Regions from separate parts of the Homo sapiens genome. Here regions 1 and 3 are each linked to region 2. The links are chromatin contacts, found by Hi-C or POLR2A ChIA-PET in ENCODE. All regions are on one chromosome and are shown on one strand. Each heading gives the region's core, a stretch centred on a gene start or an enhancer-like site at or near the end of the contact. The rest is flanking DNA. Distances are from core to core; before and after follow the strand shown. Region 1 holds the start of GHSR (growth hormone secretagogue receptor). Region 2 overlaps PLD1 (phospholipase D1). Region 3 overlaps NCEH1 (neutral cholesterol ester hydrolase 1).

Region 1 (4,285 bases), core at 1,178-3,677, 670 kb after region 2:
ACATAAGTAAGGCTATTATTAAACCAACTCATATAAATTATCATCCATCCAAGTCTTCATTTTGCCTATGTAAGATAATTTTTAATGATGTCTAAATGTTTAGATTGTTTTAAATTCAGAAATCAGGGAAAAATAATAACAAATAATTTTTTAGTCGTTGTAACACTTTAGTGATCCCCTTCAAATTGTCAAGGAAGAAGAAAGTTAACATTGGTGTTGAGACACCAATGAAGAAATTAATGGCTTGAAAATAAAATTGGAGGAAATTATTAAACTTATCCTTAAAACTAAGTTGTATAGTAGCAACTTAACTGCCACAGTAACAATGTGACTCTCGTAGGTGAGAGCTTAGGATCCCTTGGAGGACACTAGCAGGTTTATAACCTATGAGTCATATCACGAGAATCACCGGTCCAGAAAATAAAATCTTTGACATTCCTTGAATAAACTCTATCACTTTAATATGGAGGATCCAGGAACTGTAAAATTGGAAATATGAAATCATCCTGGAATGGCTTCTAAGAAGCCTTAAAATATGCCATTAAGTATGAAGTCTTGACTATAATATCTAAATAATAAAATATACAGACCTTGGTTTTGAAAATGCAAGTAGAGTTAATATTTTGCTGGGCTGTAACCATATTTATTATTACTTCACTTGTACCAAACACATATACTTAAAGAAGCTGAATTTGTGCAATAAACATTCAGCAAATCCAGTTATGACATTGTGCCCAGATGTTCCTGAAGGGTCATTTGGGGAAGTAGTGAATTCTGTTGGTTTCCACAAAGTCTCCTTTCCTCCTGTTGGAGCTTTGTTTAATCTAGTTTATCCTTACCTTATCCTAGTCTATCCTACCTGAAGAGGCAGGTAATCATAAAAACAAATGAGACTTCACTGATTTGTCACTGACTTCCTTACAAAGCTGTATGAACAGCAGCAGGGTAAACAGAATTGATGCAATTATCTGAAAAAATGCAGGGCAGAAAACAAATCACAATATTGAAAGAAAAATGAATAATCTCTAAGAGGATTATCCAAATTGATCATGTCTTTGGTTGAATTTACCGCTGAACGCTTTCTAGATCCAAACCCTGCTTTTCTTAATGTAACTTAGATATTCACAAATCCTACTTGAGGCAGGAAGTCAGTCCTCACTTTTAACGCTTAAAGACCACAATGGACTTTTATAAGATATCTCGATTTTTAAAGTGGAGTTTCTGGGCTGATATAAAATTTATTTTAGGGAAATACAAATATGGGACATTTTTGCATGAAAGAGAGAAAGGAGAGACAGGAAGAAAGAGACACAAAGAGATAGAGACGGTAAGAAAGACACTGACAAAGTAAAGGGGGAGGAGAGAGAGAGACAGAGACAGAGAGAAAGATTGAGAGATCAAAAACATCACTCAAGAAAGCAAGAGGAGAGAATAATTGAGAGAAACGCAGAGAGACAGAGGCCCAGAGAAACTGAAGAAAGAGGTAGCGACTCAGGGGGAAATAGAGATGGAGACTCAGAGAGAAGGGAGAAGGCACAGGGAGAGGATAGGACCCGCGAGAGAAAGCCTGAGCGCGCGCTGAGACCCACCCAGCATTTTCACGGTTTGCTTGTGGTTCTGGTCCCTGAGCGAGGCACCCACGACAGCATCGCCGCGCCTCCTCCGCCACAGCTTCCTGCCGATGAGACTGTAGAGGACCGTGAGACAGAAGACAGGAAGGAAGAAGAAGATGCTGGACACCCACACCATGACCGTGAGCAGTCCAGAGCGCACCGCAAACTCGGTGGGGCGGCACTCGTTGGTGTCCCAAGGGTCGGTGCCGTTCTCGTGCTCCACCCCGACTAGCACGAAGATGGGCCCGGCGCTGCAGAAGGCCACGGCCCAGATGACGAAGATGACCAGCTTCACCCGCCCCTTGGTGACCACCACCTTGGCCCGGAGTGGGAAGCAGATGGCGAAGTAGCGCTCGACGCTCAGCGCTGTGATGGTGAGCACCGTGGCGTAGGTGCAGCTCTCACTGACGAATTGGAAGAGTTTGCAGAGGAGGTCGCCGAAGTTCCAGGGCCGGTACTGCCAGAGGCGAACGAGGTCCAGGGGCATGCAGAGGAAGATGAGCAGATCGGAGAAGGCCATGCTGGACAGGTAGAGGTTGGTGGTGGTGCGCAGCTCGCGGAAGCGCGACACCACCAGCATGGTGAGCAGGTTGCCAGCGATGCCCACCACGAAGAGTGCCACGCAGGTGGCTGTGACGCCCGCCAGCAGCGGCGCGGGGAAGAGCTGCAGCAGCTCGTCGCCCAGCGAGTCGTTGCCGGGGGAAGCATCCCAGTCCAGGTCGGCCAGTGTGAGGTTGAACCCCGGCTCTTCGCTGGGCGTCGCGTTCCACATGCTGCCGGCTCAGCTGAACAGGCTCTGGGACGTGACTGCGCTGGGAGGCTGGACCGAGCTGGCTCCCGAGGAGGTCCGCTTAGGCGCGGGAGGGTGCGAGGGAGGAGCGGGTGCAGACGCGTAGGGAGGATGCTTGGAGAAGAAAGAGAGGGAGGTGAGAGGCAGAAGCCGAGGAAGAAGGTGAGATGGGGACAAGGAAGAGGGAGAGAGACTGGTGGTCAGTGGGTGAGAGAGTGACCCACTGCTTTCTCTGACACCTCCCCTTTCCCCCACCAACTCCCCCAAAGTTTCTCCCAACACATCCTCCGGCCGGCGCCCACACGCATACCTGTCACCAGCCCTGCCTCGCATTTGCGTTCTCGATCCAGTTCCATCTCGCACTTCCCAAAGCGTCGCAGCGAGTGGGGACCGCAGGGACCAGGCGCCGCGAAGCGGGAGCGTGAGGCGCTCTCTCCGAAGCCCTGGGCGACGCTGGACTAGTGTGCCCCGGAAGGACAGGTCACACCCGGGGGTGGGGGTGAAGACGACGGTGGCGGTGGGGAGGACACCTTTAGCAGCTGGGACCTGATTTCTTCCTCCACAAGGCTGCAGCTGGCTATGGCCCTGGTGGAAAGAAAAAGCGAGCTTGACCAACTCGACTTGGGAAGGGGGATAGAGAGAGAAAAGAAGGACCTTGTGTTTGTATTCATACCGGTGAGCACCAAAGAATAGTCTCACGCAGTTATAGGACCCAGGTTCAGCGATGTGACTACTTGTCCAAGGTCACACAGCGAGCTGGGGACTCGGGGACCAGTGTCGGATCTCCCACCCGGTTGGGACTTCTGAGCGCACAGGGGCAAGATATGTGAGTAAACCCTGTCCAGAATCCCAGTCCTTTGTATCACTCGGTAGTGGTAGAGAGTCTGCTGTAGGGTATATTACTTTTGCTTGATGCAAACCTGGTGGCGGGGTGCCGAGGTTGGTCAGGGAGGGAACAGGAGAAAGGAAAAAGGCAGGGTTGGAGGTGTGTGGAGGCGGCAAGTGAAGAAGAGGCTGTGAGGCTGGCGCGTCGAGAGTGTGCAGGAAACATTTTTTGAGGCATAACTGAGAGAGATCAGCCATTTAGTAGCCGTATTCCCTTGGGCAAGGTCTTCAACCTCCTGAGCATTACGTCTTTTTCTTTGAATTGCAATGATTTGTGCGGACCACTGGGGGTGATATCAAGTGTCAGGGACCACCGGAGGCACTCAATAAATAGAAGACGCGTTGCTGTTGAGAAGTAGAAGCTGTGCCGGTGGGAACAGGTCAAAGGCCACCCCTACACTAGCAAGGTGACCCTCTGGACGCGGTCTGTGCGTCTCCTGCTCAGAGCCAGAAATCAGCACCCGAAGGCATGAGACTGCCAGTTGCCAGCGAATTCACAAATCCGACCGGCCCCTCCCGGCCCACCGACCTCGGGACCGCCCCAGGAACATATTCAGCACTGTGGCCAGCGCCACATCCATCCTACCGCAAAGCGCCGCTGGAGGAATGGCTTCCCTGTCACTCCCACCGTTTTTAACTTGCGCTTCTAACGCCTCAGTCCTACCCCACGGAGGAGCAGGGCAGACTCCCACGAAGCACAGGCCGGCGTTAGTCACTGCCTTGACCATACACATCGGCGCTCACCCGATGAGATACCACGTACTGTGTATGAGAGAGTATCCCCCTCAGTTGAATGCGTTTGTACTTGCCTTTCACAGACAGTTTGTACCACCTCTACTACCTAAATTGTTAATACTTAAAAGTCCACAAAGACCTAAGACTGAATGTGTGCACAAATGCGTGAAAGACTCCATGCAGTAAATTACTACATGAGAGAAGTTTGATACAGGAAATTTAACATAGTGGTTTGGTTGCCGCTGGTGTGTTAGACATTGGA
Region 2 (4,743 bases), core at 1,485-3,984:
CACTGCAACCTCCGCCTCCTGGGTTCACGCCATTCTTCTGCCTCAGCCTCCCGAGTAGCTGGGACTACAGGCGCCCGCCACCGCACCCAGCTAATTTTTTGTACTTTTAGTAGAGACGGGGTTTCACCGTGTTAGCCAGGATGGTCTCGATCTCCTGACCTCATGATCCGCCCGCCTCGGCCTCCCAAAGTGCTGGGATTACAGGCGTGAGCCACCGCGCCCGGCTATTATACCAGTTTTACAGATGATAAAACTGAGGCGTCCAAAGGCTAGTAAGTACACTGCCAAGATCACACAGTTAGAGACAGAGCTGGGATTAGAACCCAGGTCGGTGCTCCTAGCCATGTACTTTAAAAACTCTTTCTTCCTGAGTGCGTACCACTTAAACCCTGCCAGGCCCTGGTCAAATGCAAGGGCGGGGGAGACAGTGGATAAGGCCTGCACTGTGAACAGTCCTCATAAAGGCTTTCCAGAGAAGTGGCCACAGAACTGAGACCTGGAGGTGACATGGAAGGGAAAGGGTCCCCAGGGAGAGGGCACTCACTCAGTCTGCCAAGGCAAAGGGTAAACGGGGTGGGGGACATTGGAGGGACTGCCTGCAGGGACCTTAGTAAGGCTGAGGGACCAGCAGAAGAAAATGCTGTGAGGAAGGCAGAGTCCTCTTATGTCACATCATGGAGCAAAGAGGCATCACCAACGGATGCTAAACCGGAAAGTGTCCAGATATGCATGTTGAAAAGGTAAGTAGGAGGAATGAGGCCTTTTTGGGTGAGTAGGAATTTAGACATTCCAGGTAAAGGCAAGCACAGGCCAGTGCTGTAAGACATACAAGTTTATACTTTCATAAACTGTATCAAGGAGGCTTGTGCCGTAAACCCCGCAGCAGCATGCGCACTGGCTCCCTTGTCAAGCCAGCTCGGGGCTGGAGCCACGTGGTGGTTACTAATGCCATTCACAGAGTTAGGGACAAGGAGGAAGGGCAGGGTGGTGGGAGGAGGGTGGGGAGATGCTCAAGCCAAGGAGTTCACTGAGGGAGGCTGGGTTTGAGGTCCTCTGAGCTGTTCAGGGAGGATATCCAGCAGGCCCCAGGAGATGCAGGCCAGGTGCTACAGTCCTTTGCCTAGACAGCAGAGGTGCACATTTAGGAGTCACTGACACTGAAGGAGCAGCTGCAGCTGGGGGACAGTGGGACACAGAGTTTGTCCCTGGAAAATGTACAGCATGAGAAGAAAGAGTGAAATTTAAGGCAAGGCTAAGGGTGTCAGACAGAATTCAGGCTGTTGATAAAAAATTTTATTTTTATTTTTACTAACTTCTAACTAAAATTATCATTTCCTTCTGTAACTTGTCATCAAAGATATTTTCTTTGACGTCAAAGATATTTTCTTAGACATCAAGGATTTTTCATATCACATTAGTTATTGCAATATCTCAAAGTATCATTTCCACTCATCACTATTTCAAAATTACAGTAGTTATTAGACCTGCCACTAGATACTGGTAAGTAATGCATTTTAATAAAGGACATGTATTACAATATGACATATTTACTTCTTTGCATATTGATAACTTTATGTCAGTATAATTGGTTTCCTTTGTAATCCTATGCATTTTAATTTTATGTGTTTAATTTTACAGAATAAATATTCTGTAGAGTGGTTCATTAGCTTAATTAGAATGTCAAAGAGGTCCCCATGGCACAAGTAAAAGTAAAGAACATCTGATTTAAAGAGGGAAAGAGCCCAGCGCAGTGGCTCACGTCTGTGATCCCAGCACTTTGGGAGGCTGAGAGGGGCGGATCACCTGAGGTCAGGGGTTCAAGACCAGCCTGGCCGACATGGTGAAACCCCGTCTCTACTAAAAATACAAAAATTAGCCGGGCGTGGTGGCACACATCTGTAATCCCAGCTATTCAGGAGGCTGAGGCAGGACAATTGCTTGAACCCAGGAGGCAGAGGTTGCAGTGAGCAGAGACTATGCCACTGCACTCCAGCCTGGATGACAGAGGGACACTCTGTCTCAAAATAAGTAAACAAAAAAAATTAATTAATTAATTAAAATAAAAGGGGAAAGAAAAAGCCACAGGAAAACACTTAAAAATAGCTCTGCGAAAAGGGGGACCCTAGTATGAGATGGAGACAGCTTTCAAAGCTAGGATGCAAACGCAGGACTTCTGACTTTGTGTTCTTTCTACCACGTGACTCCACACCCTAAAATAATAAAAACAGTAACCCCTTCATTTGCGTAAACAAAGGGCTTTCACATGTATTAGCCTGTTAGTTCATCACATCTATTCAGAGTAGGAAAAGGCAGGAACCCAAACGTGCCTTGAAGCTGCCATCTAAGAAGACACTCCTTCCTGGGCCTCAGCACTGCGCCAGTGCTGCAGCGGACGGTGGTACCTGTCACCCCACTCTATGGAGCTGTAGTCATGGGCACAGAAGAGTAAGATGAAGAGCCCCTCCCTCATACCACACTAGCTAGAACCTGATCGCAAGAGGTGGGCACAGTGGGTGCCCACCCAAATGATGAGTTGCACTTCTCTCCAGGCTTCTATTTACAGGTAAGGCTAAGAATTTGTTTCCTTGCTCAAAGCTCTTTTATTTAGTTCTGATTGGTGATCCAGAGTGAATTACAAGATTTGCAATATTTCAGCTCTTTAATTTGCCATTGGCTCTAACCAAGACAGAAGACTTTACTTAAGCAATTGGTTTGAAATTAGATGGACAAGCTGAAACAATGGGCTCTCTGTTCTTTCCTCTCTGTGCCCACCAACTGGCATTCATTATTTAATCTGTGACGTGTGTTGCCAGGGCTGCGGTAATGACAACGGCACCTATTGTCTTCACATCCCTTCCCTATTCTGTAACATCTGTCATGGCTCCTGTCTATATTTCATTTTATTTTGTTTTATTTTGCTTCTTTTACTTTTACAAGGTTATTCTTAATTACTACAAATTGCTCTGAAATCTATTCTAACCCTGCAAAGTGTAGCATCATTTTGTAACTTGGCAATAACAATAAACTGAAGGCGCGTGTGATAGCACCCTTTTAAATTACTGTAATTTTACATAAAACTGTATAATTTCAAACAAATTTTATCTCAAGGTTAACTAGATAACCTCTCTTTTTAAATACCTGATCAGTTCACAGACGACTTTGGCCCCTTCTCATATAATACATGACTTCCTTTTACACAATAATGAGAATGTGGGTTTATATGACTAATCTGACACAATACAGTAACTTCTGCTTAAAAAAAAAAGCTGAACATTTCTTAATATGCAGTTACAATGTAAATTACTATGTTCATGGATGGATCTTTAATTTCCAAGTTTCTCTATTATTTTCTTTCTTTTTTAAATAAGGAGCCAGAGTGAAAATTGTCACTTGCCTTGTAATCAGTCACCTAAAAACTAGAGTGAAAATTGTTGTGTGTGAAAAGAGTTCAAAATTGGTTTCTATGTCCCAGGAACCGGAGAGCTGGTCTTCCTACTGCTGTCTGTCTCAGGACACAGCACACCCATCCGCTGTAGGAAAGGCAGAGGTTTCGCTTAGAGCTGCTTGCGTGTAAGGGAAGAGGGAACTCAACCTGGCAGGAACAAGCCCTTGATGATTTACCTTCTTTCCTAATTGCCCAGAGGCATTTCCTTCCTTGCTTACCCAATCTAAGGAAGGGTTTCCTACTGCCCTAGCAGTTCCTTTAACCTGAAGCCATTTTCTCTAGTTCCTACCCTGTTTTTTGTGTTGCTCTCAATCTGCTTTCTCACAAGACCTCACTTTCCAGCCAAATTGGTTTATTCTGTTTTTCAAATTACCTAGTTCTTCCTTCCTTTTGAGTTTGTGCCACTGTCCCAACTGTGGCAATGCCCTTCCCCCTCCTCGACAGTAAAGGAGTCAAATCCTCCCCAGCATTTCAAGGGGCGGCCCAAACCCATGTCCTCTACAAAGCATTTTCAGGTCACCCTGCTTTAAAAAAAAACAAAATTGCTCAACAACTACAGCAATCATCATCAGCAGCCGCAAATCCATTAGGCAACAAATTATGCCTTGCGACTTTCTATTTTATCTGGATGGGTTATTTAAATAGTGATGGCATTTAACTTTTCATGCATTTATAACTACTTCCTCCAACTTAGTAATCAGTAACTACATATTACAAGTTATACCTCTGAAATCAACCATTGTAAAAAGCATATAGCAAAAATTCTACCTTACATTGCATTCATATATGTATTTGTTGCTTACAAGATATTTAAATTATTTATGTTACTTAATGATAATTACAAAATAATAGCCAACACTATTGCCATAATATCTTACTAGACTCAATATCTTATTTGACATTCACATCTGCCATATGAATTAGATACAATTATTTTCCTCATTTTTCAGGTGATGAAAATGGGGCCAGAAAGCTTAAATTTCCCAAGGTCAGGCATTCAACACGTACTTAGTGAGCACCTACTATGCGACAGGCATTGTTTTCAGCATTAGTGATGAAAGCAGAAAACTTCTATCTTCAGGGAGTTTATATTCTATTAGGGAAGACAGACTATCAAAAATTAAAACAAATATATATAAAGCCAGATAATACTAAGTGTTGTTAAGAAAACTAAAGCAGAGTAAGGGACTGGAGAGAGATGGCATCTGGAGAGAGATGGCATAAGTGGCGAGGTAGCACACTCCTTAGATAAGATGGTCAGAAGAGGCCTCTCTGGGGAGATGACACTTGAGCAGAGA
Region 3 (4,446 bases), core at 1,521-4,020, 880 kb after region 2:
ATCATCCTGGCCAACATGGTGAAACCCTGTCTGTACTAAAAAATACAAAAATTAGCCTGGCGTGGTGATGCGCGCCTGTAATCCCAGCTACTCGGGAGGCTGACGCAGGAGAATTGCTTGACACCGGGAGGCAGAGACTTGCAGTGAGCCAATATTGCACCACTGCACTCCAGCCTGGCAACAGAGTGAGACTCCGGCCAAAAAAAAAGACAGTGACTTTTCAAAGACTGCCCTCTTTGAAGGTAACCCATTGCAATCTGGCTTCAGCCCCATATGTCTGATGAAACTATCCATTAGGCTCACCAATGAACCCCTGACCCCAATGCCAATGCCGATGCCAATGACCCACTTGGCCTCACTGCAGACATTTGACAACTTGTGCTTTCTTGAAACTTTCTTCCCTCTTCTCCAGTTTCTTGTTTTTCTTGCCACACTAACAGTTCATCCCCCACTCCCCCCATTTTTATTTTCTTTTTGTCTTTTATTGATTGGTTCTTACACTCCTGACCACTGGCCCTTTAAATGATGATGTTCTCAAAAGTTCCATTTTTTATTTCATTCGACTTCACAATTCCTTCTTTCCTTGAGCAAGCCAATGTACTATCATGGCAAATAGGAAGTATTTACCAGCAGCCTACTAAATTCAAAGCCTATGACCTGTATTCATATACTGATTTCTAGTCCTTGATCTATCTTTCTCAAGCTTCCATACATATTTCCAAACATCTCCAGGATCTAGCCTACAAGCTCCTCAAAATTAATATGGCCTACTCTCCCTTCTCCACCCCTAGAGCAATTAACGACACAAATTCTCAATTATCTAACCATAAGTCTAACTTCTAAGCTAGAAACCTTACTATTGTCCTCAGCTTCTTCTCTCACATGATTTCCAATCACCTCATCAAACCCTATTAACTCCACCTGCCAACGTTTTCTGACCAAGTTCTACCCCAGCTCCACCCCCGCTCTCGTTGCTGCCTTGGCTAAGATGCTCATTATTTTCTGCACTTGCCTGCTAACTTGAATTCTAGATAACAGTCTTTCTCTATAACTTGCTGCATACTGCTGTCAGAGTTTCTACCCTGAAAGGCTGATCACATTACCTGCCTGCTTAAAAACTTCTGCTGACTTCCTGTTTCTTACAGGAAAAAAAGAAAAATCTAAAGTTGGCATTCCAGTCTGGTCCCACTCTACATTGGAACCTCATTTCTCACCACCCTACCCCTTGCAGTCAAGCATAACTTGCCTAACATTTTTCATTTTTTTAACCTGCCATTCTCTTTGGCAATGCCCTTCACTGGTATGCTGAAACCAGCTCTTGCTGGGTCTCACAAACCAAATGATAAATCTACAGGAATTTTGCAAGTCAGTTTGTCAGAGGTATGTGACCCAGAGCATCTCTGTCTTGAATAGGGGCTGGGTAAAATGAGGCTGAGACCTACTGGGCTGCATTCTCAGATGGTTAAGGCATTCTAAGTCACAGGATGAGACAGGAGGTCAGCACAAAACACAGGTCATAGAGACCTTGCTGATAAAACAGGTTGCAGTAAAGTAGCCGGATAAAACCCATCAAAACCAAGATGGCAATGAGAGTGACCTCTGGTGGTCCTCACTGCTACACTCCCACCAGCACCATGACAGTTTACAAATGCCACCGCAACATCAGGAAGTTACCCTGTATAATCTAAAAGGGGAGGCATGAATAATCTACCCTTGTTTAGCGCATAAGAAATAACCATAAAAATGGGCACCTGCTCAGGTTCCAGACCTTTGGTGGATCGCCATCTGGCTAGGGATTTTTCCTGTACCTGTCCTTCTTCCCTTATTTCTTTTACTCAGAATTATTTTTGTAGAGGAAACCTTTTGTCCCACATGAGGGCATGCATGGACCTAAAGGGTTCTATGTGGAGCACAGTGGCACCCTCTACACATAGCAAAGTATTGGACGGAATTATTAAGCCAACCTGTAAAGCACAAAATAAGTAGGCAATAGTAGGGTTCTCTCATTAGATTGCACAATTATAAAATTTCCAATTGTTTCCTCAAATATCCAGGAATTTCATGACAAGCTACAAAGCAAACCTAAGGAGAACCTTACTGCCACTACATAACAAAATCTAGCTCAGAGAAATAAAAGAGCTCACAGACGGATTTAACACTCTAACCCTGTCACCCTAAAACATTTGGTTTTTTTCCTCCCAGAAAACCTCTAGGGCTGCAGTTCAGTCTCAGGAAGGGCAAAAAGGATAAGGTTGTCTCTTTCCAATTCCAAAACTTTTTTTTTTTTTTTTTTTTTTTTTTTTTACTATCAACACAGAAAACAAGTAGTTTCCATATTGCCAAAATACTGGCTTAGCTCCAAAATCCTCCTATAGTCTACAGGATATGTCAAGGGCAGTAGCTCACGTGTGCTGACGTTTGCTCTCTGCTAGTCACTGTTCTCATTGTCAAGGAATCTCAGACCACGGGGGGTCAGTGAATCACCCAAGGTCACTCAGGCAGTAAATGGTGAACTGGATTTGAACCCAAGCATTCTGGCTCCAAAACCCTCAACCATCACCCTCTATTGCCATTCATGAGTGTAGGAGTTTGGTCAGGGTGGTGGGAAAAATTATAGAAGTTATAGAGAAAGACAAAAACCTTCTTGGAAGGCTGGGAGGTTTTGCAAAAGCTTTGAAAGATAATTTGGCTGAAGGCAGCCAAATTCTTTTATCGGGAGGCTGAGAGCAAAAGGCAGATTAACAAGCAAGTATAAAGGAATTGATCTGGTTAAGTTAGTTTACTTGGGCCTCAGAACCTGGCCTTTAATCATCTGTGCACAGGACTGCTCTCTCCAGGGGGACAACCATGTTAATTACTCACAAGATGTGTTGACTCAAAGTCATTAAATCTGTACTAAATAAATGCCTGTAGCACCAGCTTGTCAGGGCTGTGGCTGCTGACTCTTTATAGCACCCTCCTTGGTGTCTGTGAGTGGCCCGGTCCCCTAGCTGTGCAGCCAGGCAAAAAACCTGTGTCTGCACACATTTTTTCATCCGTTGCTCAGCCAGGGTCTGTGGGCCAGACCTGGCACATAAGTACATTTATTCTCAAACCTACATCATAAAACTAGAAGATTTTACATCTTAAATTAACATATAGCTTCACATATTTACCCAAAGGGAAACTAAGGCCCAGAAAGGATTTGTAACTCTCCTGGGCTCAGTGACTATGGCAGCATAGCTCTATGCTTGACCACTCTGGATCAAACAGCCACCCCCATCTTTCCCCTTTCCTTCAGCTCTTCCTCAACAGCACATCACTCTCTTGAGCCTTCCCTGGTAATAATACAGGAGTTATTAAAAAATAATTTTTAGGCAGATAGAGAGGAGTTCTTGGTAAGGCTTTTTCTTTTAATAAAAGCAACCCCTGAAGCATTTCTTTTTTTTTTTTTATACTTTAAGTTCTAGGGTACATGTGCACAACGTGCAAGTTTGTTACATATGTATACATGTGCCATGTTGGTGTGCTGCACCCATTAACTCGACATTTACATTAGGTGTTTCTCCTAATGCTATCCCTCCCCCCTCCCCACGACAGGCCCCAGTGTGTGATGCTCCCCACCCTGTGTCCAAGTGTGCTCATTGTTCAATTCCCATCTATGAGTGAGAACATGCAGTGTTTGGTTTTCTGTCCTTGCAACAGTTTGCTCAGAATGATGGTTTCCAGCTTCATCCATGTCCCTACAAAGGACATGAACTCATCATTTTTTATGGCTGCATAGTATTCCATGGTGTATATGCGCCACATTTTCTTAATCCAGTCTATCATTGATGGACATTTGGGTTGGTTCCAAGTCTTTGCTATTGTGAATAGTGCCACAATAAACATACATGTGCATGTGTCTTTATAGTAGCATGATTTATAATCCTTTGGGTATATACGCAGTAATGGGATTGCTGGGTCAAATGGTATTTCTAGTTCTAGATCCTTGAGGAATTGCCACACTGTCTTCCACAATGGTTGAACTAGTTTACACTTCCACCCACAGTGTAAAAGCATTCTTATTTCTCCACATCCTCTCCAGCACCTGTTGTTTCCTGACTTTGTGATGATTGCCATTCTAACTGGTGTGAGATGGTATCTCATTGTGGTTTTGATTTGCATTTCTCTGATGGCCAGTGATGATGAGCATTTTTTCCTGTGTCTGTTGGCTGCATAAATGTCTTACTGTGAGAAGTGTCTGTTGATATCCTTCACCCACTTTTTGATGGGATTGATTTTTTCTTGTAAATTTGTTTAAGTTCTTTGTAGATTCTGGATATTAGCCCTTTGTCAGATGGGAAGATTGTAAAAATTTTCTCCCATTCTGTAGGCTGCCTGTTCACTTTGATGGTAGTTTCTTTTGCTGTGCAGAAGCTCTTTAGTTTAATTAGATCCCATTTGTCTATTTTGGCTTTTGCTGCT

Evidence for each region. A loop is a pair of places that touch in the nucleus more often than their neighbours do. ChIA-PET counts read pairs that join two places held with the same protein, here RNA polymerase II (POLR2A). Pooled maps may share reads with other maps.
Region 1: a loop to region 2 is called in a map of OCI-LY7, with 2.3 times the contacts of the local background. The contact joins the promoter of GHSR here to the enhancer-like site in region 2. A Hi-C loop is called at or near these places in 1 of 168 maps with a recorded cell type or tissue (OCI-LY7). POLR2A ChIA-PET finds 5 or more read pairs at or near these places in 1 of 52 experiments (K562).
Region 3: a map with no recorded cell type shows a loop between it and region 2 (2.8-fold over the local background). The contact joins two enhancer-like sites. A Hi-C loop is called at or near these places in 1 of 168 maps with a recorded cell type or tissue (CD4-positive, alpha-beta memory T cell), 1 of 37 single-sample maps with no recorded cell type and 8 of 50 pooled maps.

What each region holds. Positions count from the first base shown.
Region 1 is chr3:172,446,029-172,450,313 of GRCh38, forward strand. GHSR (growth hormone secretagogue receptor) reads right to left here and starts at 2,428. Exons shown (of 2, transcript NM_198407.2): 1 at 1,590-2,428. The coding sequence starts at 2,385. RefSeq lists enhancers at 1,587-2,354, 3,306-3,806, 3,807-4,285.
Region 2 is chr3:171,773,822-171,778,564 of GRCh38, forward strand. The region is part of intron 1 of PLD1 (phospholipase D1); the gene reads right to left. Among named protein-coding and RNA genes, the nearest start is that of PLD1, 34 kb to the right of the region's middle. Within about 2 kb of position 2,735, at least 5 of the 41 ENCODE cell types and tissues checked have a DNase peak (open chromatin) inside an H3K27ac peak, as active enhancers do.
Region 3 is chr3:172,656,566-172,661,011 of GRCh38, forward strand. The region is part of intron 1 of NCEH1 (neutral cholesterol ester hydrolase 1); the gene reads right to left. Among named protein-coding and RNA genes, the nearest start is that of NCEH1, 52 kb to the right of the region's middle. Within about 2 kb of position 2,771, at least 3 of the 41 ENCODE cell types and tissues checked have a DNase peak (open chromatin) inside an H3K27ac peak, as active enhancers do.